Regions from separate parts of the Homo sapiens genome. Here region 1 is linked to region 2. Evidence: read pairs that join two places in POLR2A ChIA-PET (ENCODE). Cell type or tissue: MCF 10A. All regions are shown on one strand. Links, peaks and the distances in the headings refer to the core of each region. The heading gives the core; the rest is flanking DNA.

Region 1 (4,535 bases), core at 287-4,286, 440 kb before region 2:
ACATCATGGGATACGATGCAGCCATGAGAAAGAATGAGATCATGTCTTTTGAGGGAACATGGATGGAGCTGGAGGCCATTATCCTTAGTAAACTCATGCAGGAACAGAAAACCAAATGCCACATGTTCTCACTTATAAGTGGGAGCTAAATGATGAGAACTCATGGACACGAAGAGGGGAGCAACAGACACTGGGATCTACTTGAGAGTGGAGGGTGGGAGGAGGAAGAGGAGCAGAAAAACATTAAGTATTGGGTACCAGGCTTAATACCTGGGTAATGAAATAATCTGTACACCAAACCCCTGTGACACGAGTTTATCTGTATAACAAACCTGCGCACATACTCCCAAACCTAAGATAAAAGTTTTAAAACAGGACGTTTTCTGTAACAATAACACATACAAAACTCTCATATTCTATACCTCCTAACTTCATTCTTTCATAGGTAACATTATTTGCTCTTTTGCTTATCGTATTATTTTTAAACCAATGCAATATCTATTTTAAAAAATGTAATAAAGTAAGAAATACCATACTTTAACTGTTATGATAATTATAATTCTGAGCCACTGTTCCAAGCAAAATGGTTAAAATATTTCCATGTAAATGTTCATGTAATACTTTCATGTAAATCTCCCATAATACTAGGTCAAGGGTTCTTAATTTCTCTGTCTCTTATTTAAACATATCAACCAAAGTGACAGGTTCTGAGAGTTTGCACCTTTTTAAAGTACCACAATAATCCATCCAGTGGAACATGACACCCAATGGATAAGCCCAGAGGAGCCGTGTGACTTTCAAAGGAAAGTTCTGTCATTCAAATCTGTGCTCATTGAATCTGGACTAAAAGAATCATGGTTGAATTATTCGTTGAATATTTTGGTAAATGAGACACTAAAATAACTGTATCCAACCCTGTGGCATCTTGCTTAATAAAATAACTGTCTATAAAAATGTAAACCCCAAATGATCTTCAAACACATATTTCATTGAATATCTGAACCTGTTTCCACTTGATTCCTTCCCATTCCCACTCCTCACCGCTCTCTCCCTTTCTCTTTCTTTTTCTTCTTTCTCAAATAAAAAGAGAGAGACATAAGCAGAGTGTTAAAAATAAAGGATGATCTAACCAATACGAGACTGAGAGTCCCAAACTGCTGCTAAATTACTCAGGACATTAGAGTCAGACTATGCCTAGAATAGAAAAAGGGCAATTTTCAATCTTTTTCTCCCCAAAAGGCCCAGCAACATGGGGAAGAAAATAGTGATCATTTGCTTAATTGTCTGATCCTCTGATCACTAATATGGAAAGACACATTCACAGATATTCTAGAACATGCCATGTGGTATAATAGAAGGAACAATGGCCCATGAGTTTGAAGACCTTGGGTTCTGGCCTTCCTGTTAACTATGATATTGGATGAGTCTCTAGACCATCCTGATTTGCTCACCTGTGTAATGAGAATAAAGATACTTGGTGTGTCTATTCCATAGGACTGAGGTAAGAATTCTTGGAGATGATGTGTTGGAGAGTTCTGTGTTAACTACAGACGGAAAGTAATGTATGGAATTACTAGATATATTGTACTTTCAGGTCACTGCATAAGTTTCTACTCAAAAGAAAATTATAGCAAGTTCTTTTATAAATGAAATATCCTTTTGAAGATCATTTTGAGTATATAGGTTTTTTTTTTTTTTTTTTTTGAGATGGAGTCTTGCTCTTTTGCCCAGGCCGGAGTGCAGTGGCGCGATCTTGGCTCACTGCAAGCTCTGCCTCCTGGGTTCACGCCATTCTCCTGCCTCAGCCTCCCGAGTAGCTGGGACTGCAGGCCCCTGCCACCACGCCCGGCTCATTTTTTGTATTTTTAGTAGAGATGGGGTTTCACCGTGTTAGCCAGGATGGTCTCAATCTCCTGACTTCGTGATCTGCCCGCCTCGGCCTCCCAAAGTCCTGGGATTACAGGCGTGAGAGTATATAGTTTTATATAGAGTTCTTTTTTAAGTGAGATACCACAGGGTTGGACCTAGAGTTATCTTAGTGTCTCATTTGACAAGTGTCTCTTCCTTGTAGAACTGCAATGAATTTGCACTGCCAAGATTTGTAAACAATATCGATTAATTACATGTGTCTGTTGCATCTTGAATATACTGCCAATGATTTTTAAATATTTTTTTAAATTATCTCAAAATATATTTCAATTTAAAACATGTAACTAGTTTTATTAAGTGTTTAATGGATACCTCAGTGTCATTAAACTATATTTTTAATTTTCTATTTAATTATTAATTCTTTCTGTTCCCTCATTCCTTTTATTTGTGTTATCACTTATCTTGCTACCCAAACGTTGCATACAATTAATCAGCTGATCACTATTTTCTATCAGTAGCTTCCCCATGTTGCTGGGCCACTTGGGGATACAAAAGATTGAAAACTACTCTTTTTCTATTCACATATTTATTCAACAAACATGCACTGGGTGCCTACTATATTGGTGATGGGATTGGGAGTATAGACAAAGCTTCTATCCTCAATGAGGTTACATTATAGAGAAATACTAAGCAAAAAATGTCTTGGACAGGGCAGAAAAGACAGCACTGCAGTTGCACCCGCACAGGTGATGTCCCTCAAGAACGCAGTTCCTGGAGCTGGGACCACGTTAATTCTTCTGTCTACCTGCAGAGGGCGCCATTGCACCAGGTACGCTTTCAGTCTCACCTGGTAAAACTAGAAGATGGCAGCTTTACAAAGAATTTCAAGAATCCTAAAACAGTAAAGGGGTCTTATGTGGGCTAATTGCATGAGGTGCTGAACTTAAGTATCTTCAGTTGCTGGAGAAAAGCAGAAATTCTGCGTTTAAGGGGAGAAAATGGAGGAAAAGTGAGACAGGTGTGTGTGGATACTGGATGTATTCATTTGTTTCACCTTGTGCCCGGCTTTTCCTAAGGCCTGGAGACCCGGCGATGAACGCAGTTGGCTATCATTGCTCTCAGAGGGCTTACTTTGTACTGGTCTGTGGTGTGACAATGTAGAATAATGTGAATAAAGTAATAACAATGTCCAAAATTTATTGAATGCTTTCCATGAGCCAAGAACTATTCAAGAATTTCACATACATTATCTTGTTTAAACTGCACAGCCGCGCGTTGAGAAGAGGTGCTATCAACTTTCCCATTTTGCTGATGAGGCAATTTAGGCTGGATGAGAGGACGAGACTGAGTACTACTTTCTTGGTGGAGGCGACAGTCAAAGCCAGGCATTAGACCGGAATCGACTCAGTTAACCACTAGGCTGTGTGTGACAGCTGGAGGTTAGGGAACGCGGAGGCAGAGAGAGGGAAGCAGCGGGTGCAAAGGGCAGAGCTACTTCGGATTTTATGACGGTCAAAGGCCTCAATGAAGAAAGAGGTAACATTTGTTTTTGTTTTGTTTTTGAGACGGAGTCCCACTCTATTGCCCAGGCTGTAGTGCAGTGGTGCGATCGCGGCTCACTGCAACCTCCACCTCCCGGGTTCAAGCGATTCTCCTTGCCTCAGCGTCCCAAGCAGCTGGGACTACAGGCGCCCGCCACCACGCCCGGGTAATTTTTGTATTTTTGGTAGAGATGGGGTTTCACCACGTCGGCCAGGCTGGTCTTGAACTCCTGACCTCAGGTGATCTGCCCGCCTTGGCCTCCCAAAGTGCTGGGATTACAGACGTGAGCCACTGCACCTGGCGAGAGGTAACTTTTGAATTGAAATCTAAATTGTAAGAGGGAATCAACTCCAGGAATATCTAGAGGCAGAGAGCACCATCGGTACAGCAAGGGGGACTGCCCTGAGCAGAAAATAAGCAGGGAACGTTTCAGAAAAAGTCCAGGAATGGGACACCAGCAGCAGGGTGGCTAGAGCTGGAGGGAAGGGAGAGGTTATGTCAGGGCTGAGCCGGGAGCCTACGGAGCCCTGGCTAGGGGCTCAGGTTCGCTATCGCAATGGAAACTCCTGGGAGCTGTGAGAGCAGTGATATGATGGGATTTACACGTAATTATTTCTCCGCTTCTAGGAGGCGACTGGATGGTAAAAGCAAGAGCAGGTAGCAGACTTTTAAATAACAATAATAATCGTGGTAATGATACAATAGGAAAACAACACAGCATTGGTGTTATCTTGATCGGTGAAATACATTAGTTTTTTGTTGTTGTTCCAAATCAGCCCACTTGGTTCTGTTACTTATCTAACTAGAGATCAGTCTGATATGACGCATGGTGATTTTGAAATACCAGCACAGAACATCCCTGAGATGACGGTGATCTGAAAAGAGCCCTGGCCCTGTTCTTGTAGTGTCCCCTCCTCCATCGCATGCGCACACTAGAGGCTGATGGTGGTTCGCGGATGCTACCAAGAAGGTACAAAAAGCTGATTTTACAGGGATTTGTCTGACCCGTGTACAATTATCTCTCAGAGTTTCCACCTTTTGTTTCTTCACTCCTCCTATTTGCCAAAACAGTCACTGGTTTGCAGAGACTTCCCTCCCCACACTCTGCCCTCCCGTACTCAGTC
Region 2 (4,238 bases), core at 239-4,238:
GAATTCAAGCTCCTCACAAACTGGCTCCAATCTGCCTTCATTGTTGATTAACCACATGTCCCTTGCAAAATCTACGCTCCATCCCCAAGAGACTCTGTGTTGTTCTCTGAGCATTCAGAGAACTCTTCCACCTCCATGTCTGCCCTCTCACGGTTTTTCCCACTTGACTAACCTTCCTCCCATTTCACCTATTCAAACCTAACTCATCAGAAGCCCTCCTCTCTGAAGCCTGTCTAGATTATCCCACCTGAGAGCAATGTCTCTGTCCTCTACGTTCTCACTCTGCTGGCATACATGTCTCTTGCCACCTCTACCACATCTTGCTCACCTTTGTAAGTAAACCTCACCTTGCTCACCTTTATAAGTAACTGTTGTTAGCACATACTAGGTGTACAACACCACACCTATAAGTGAGTGGCTGAATCTTTTTACAAAATGATTCAGAAGGCATCTCAGGATTATTTCATTTCTCCACATAATCACACATATCGACTACCATTATTTGATAGATTCAGAGGTTGCAAGATATTGGTTGACTATATATTCACTCTTTAACTGATACTAAAAGTTGTTTTAGCCAGTTAATCTCTAATAGCAGCTTATCTGCCACTTATTTGATTCTCATATAAAGAAAGAGTATTAAAAATCTGATGTTTGAATATCCTACTTACATAAATTCAAGAAAAGCAGGGGTTTAGCATATCTGCCACCCTGAATTCAATTATCTACTGCATGTGTTGTCTCTCATGTGTAACCTGGGCCTTGATGCTAAGCCACCCCTCAGAGATTCTTTAAGTTCCAATGTCAGAAAATTTGAGGGTCCTATGGCATAGAATGATAAGTACCAACATGGTTACTACTGAAGATGTTAGTTTGGAAATACTTTTAGATCATGGAGTGCTTAAGTGCTATACAGTCATATCACCAATAGCCTTACCTTTTCCACAAGATTTTTTTTAACAAAATGTAAAATACAGGTACTGTAATTCATGAATTCTCACATAAAGGACAAATAAAAATAGGATCATGAATATTGCTCAGACTTTGAATTTTTATACTGTAATCTAAGAATACTCTGAAGGACACAAATCAAATTGGTAGGGCCAGGAAATAAAATAATTTCTAAATTCTACTAACAGTAAAAAACACAAATATAAATCTTATTAAGGCAGAAAATAAAAAACAAGAGATTTTCACCATTTAGTTTCATCGTTTAAATATCATATTTATTATCATACACTGCAAACTCCCCAAACTGCTTTGATATTTTCCCTTAAAAATAAGAGAGAAAACATGAAGGCATCTGATTTTGTGATAATAGAAAATTTCTTGATAATATGTTTTTGTGGCTATAAGTGCCAATGAATATATCAAGTTCTAAATAATATGCAATGTTTTAAATACCAATGAATGTTGTGACAATTTTTTTCATTTAAATTGTGATGTATGTTTGCAAGATACAGTCTACTTCCTTTAAGCTAGAGAGGCGCCTGTCAGCGCCTGTGGAGGCCTAAGAGGAGGAGGCTTACAACTGCAGTCTTCTCCTTCCTCCCTGACCCCGTTGTAGGAATAAGAAGTAAATCTTCAGTCAGAATCAGCCCATGCACACACAAGCCAGTGGCAAACCTCTGCCCAAGTATTAAAGGATAAACTGGGCAATCAGATTTGAATCTCAAAACTCTGGACTAGGAAATCAGAAGAATGAACTACTGTAAGTCAATGATATGAACGAGTCCAAGAGACAAAGTAGAGGGGGAAAGCTAATCAGTAGAAAACAGGCAGATGAAGATGCCTGGAGAGAAGCAGAGCTGCCAACGGAGAACAGACGCGAGAGCTGTCCGAGGTCCTGATACCCTGAGGTTCTGATTCCAGTCAACCTGCAGACTCACATCTATCCTGAAATGCAACCCAACTCCAATTCCACAGAGTCACAATGTACCTAAATTATTTGGACAGACACAGAAGTCATAATAATATAATTTAACCTACTGATAGGCCCTGTGACAAAAAGGCCTAGGCAAATGGTAATTTTTAAAAGCCCAGTCTGCCTGAGACTGAAGCCCAGCTCTGTCATTTATTACCTCTGTGGCCCTAAGCAAGTTATTTAGTCTCTCTTAGTCTCCAATTTATCATGTTTAAAATGGATATAATAGCAATGCCTCAAAGGGTTGTTATGAGAAATGCGTGAGATGATGAATGTGTAGTGGTTAGCACAGACGGCTCCAATGTTAGACGATGATCAGGAGCATGATGGTGACAACAATGATGATAATTTCCTTTTCCACACGGGCATAGTAGCTCAATAGAGAAATAAATTAGCTTTAAATTTAAACTAACTCTATTTACTTATTACCAGCTTGTTCACTTAAGAAATAGGTAGACTATTATAGTTAAGATTTTAAACCTTAGATGTTTTGCCTTGGAGACAGTTTGGGATGAAAGAAAAATATATAAAAGCAAAAAAAACAAAAAAAAAAGCAACTTTTTACTTAAAACCTAGATTCTTTATTTTTCTTCCTACCACCACAATTGATTCTAAATCTCATGTATAATCCATTTTCTCTGCAAAAAGTATAACTCATGCACTCATTCCCTTCATGGAGACTTTATGAGGGCCTCATCATTGAACTTTCTGTCTTCTAATACGTGTACCCTTTTTGCATTGCATCAGAAGAAAAACTTCTAATTCACAGTCACCTCTAATTAAATACTCTTCTGGAACACACCACTGTCTGCTGAATAAAGACCAGATTTCCTTAGAATGACCATGGCAACTTTTTACAGTCTGATCTCAGTTCCTCAATTCATCCCCTACTCATCCCTACCAGCTTTTCATGGTCCTTCCTCATATCTATTCATTTTCTCTGGCTTTTTTCCTTGCCCAGGATCTTTTTCTGACTTACAGGTCTGGATAAAGACACAAGTTTTTGGCCTAAGTCTTAAGGTTCAGTTCAAAAGCTCTTTCTTAATAAAATGCCTCTTATCTTTATACTCTGACCTAATGATTTTCTTTTCCTTGGTCATAGAGTATTCTGTATTTCTATTAAAAGACATCACATTCTACTATAAAGCTATGGACACATCTTTCCAAAAAAGCAGTAGCTATATTTTAAATAAACAGTGATAAAAAATAATTGTGAAGTTCATAAACAAGGTAACCCTGATATGGGAAAATTGTTGGTAAACACATTTGAAACTATTCCATAGGATGTATTTTAATTCCTCCATGTTCCCATCCACGACCTGACTCTAAGGAGATAAAATAGAATCCTGTTGCTACGGGGGAAACCCAATTATTTAAACAACAAAGATTTTCTCTAGTTCAAGGTGAAAAACTTTCCTAATAAGTTGGTGCTCTTGAGCACAAAAAGATGAAATTAGATATAAGGGGGAGGCACTGAAACCCTTTTCAATGAATTCTTATTGAGCGATCACAGTGATCCAAACTAGCAGAGGATCCTTGTGCCTATTAGTTACACAGAACTCATAGGCCAGGTACTATTTTGCTATTGAATCTGCAGTTTGGCTCTCCACAGTTACTCACGCTAAGCTATAAACATAAAAATGAAAAATGACCATAGGACGGTAAAAAGGGTACTCATATTGATGATATGAGAGGCATCTTTCATGTATGCCTAACACACTGCCAGTCACAGGTGCACACACTTAAACCTGCTTTCAAATAAATCTCTACTGACTTTCACTAGGAAAGGAGAAACGTGTCTGTTGGCAAGAGGTTCTCACTCCATTTGGGTTATTGGCAACTTTTATACAGAGACCATTTGGCAGACTCCATGACATCATGCAGGGATTTTAGATCTGATACTTGTTGTGCATGCATCTCTCATGTTTTAGGACAACATTCTGATCACAAACTATTCTCCTTTTTTTCAGTTATCATCAAATATTGAGACACATACAGAGGGGAAGGGAGGAGGAAGAGGAGGAGGAAATAGAATAAAATATCTGTAAGTCTCTTACAGGAAAATGTAATTTTTCTCACTTCTCCAGGCAAACAGGATGACTTGGAACAACCGTTACATTTTTTCTTTTTTTTCACTATGCTCCTCTGCTCTCTACTCAAGAGGCTACCCTGTTAAATAAACTAAAATACAGAGTGATCGGATCTACTGATAAAACAAAGTAAGCTCTTTGTTGCTTCACCCAGCAAAGGTCACTTTCCCAGTGGCTTTCAGCTTCCCCAGGAAAGTCATAATACTTTCCAAAGCACTCACATT

What was found. ChIA-PET counts read pairs that join two places held together with the same protein. Peaks named below come from ENCODE experiments on the same cell type or tissue, not always from the same donor. Only the 100,000 strongest peaks of a DNase experiment are listed, where the experiment ranks them.
Region 1: POLR2A ChIA-PET joins it to region 2 with 7 read pairs; 1 of 35 experiments calls an interaction of 5 or more read pairs at or near these places.

The regions. Positions count from the first base shown.
Region 1 is chr1:240,885,543-240,890,077 of GRCh38, forward strand. The region is part of intron 6 of RGS7 (regulator of G protein signaling 7); the gene reads right to left. Among named protein-coding and RNA genes, the nearest start is that of MIR3123, 240 kb to the right of the region's middle. RefSeq lists an enhancer at 2,568-3,095. In MCF 10A, for the core only: a CTCF peak has its summit at 2,692 (motif pointing right); a DNase peak (open chromatin) is centred at 2,689.
Region 2 is chr1:241,321,876-241,326,113 of GRCh38, forward strand. The region is part of intron 2 of RGS7 (regulator of G protein signaling 7); the gene reads right to left. Among named protein-coding and RNA genes, the nearest start is that of RGS7, 33 kb to the right of the region's middle. RefSeq lists a silencer at 1,731-1,931. In MCF 10A, for the core only: no CTCF peak of the experiment used is centred there; a DNase peak (open chromatin) is centred at 1,836.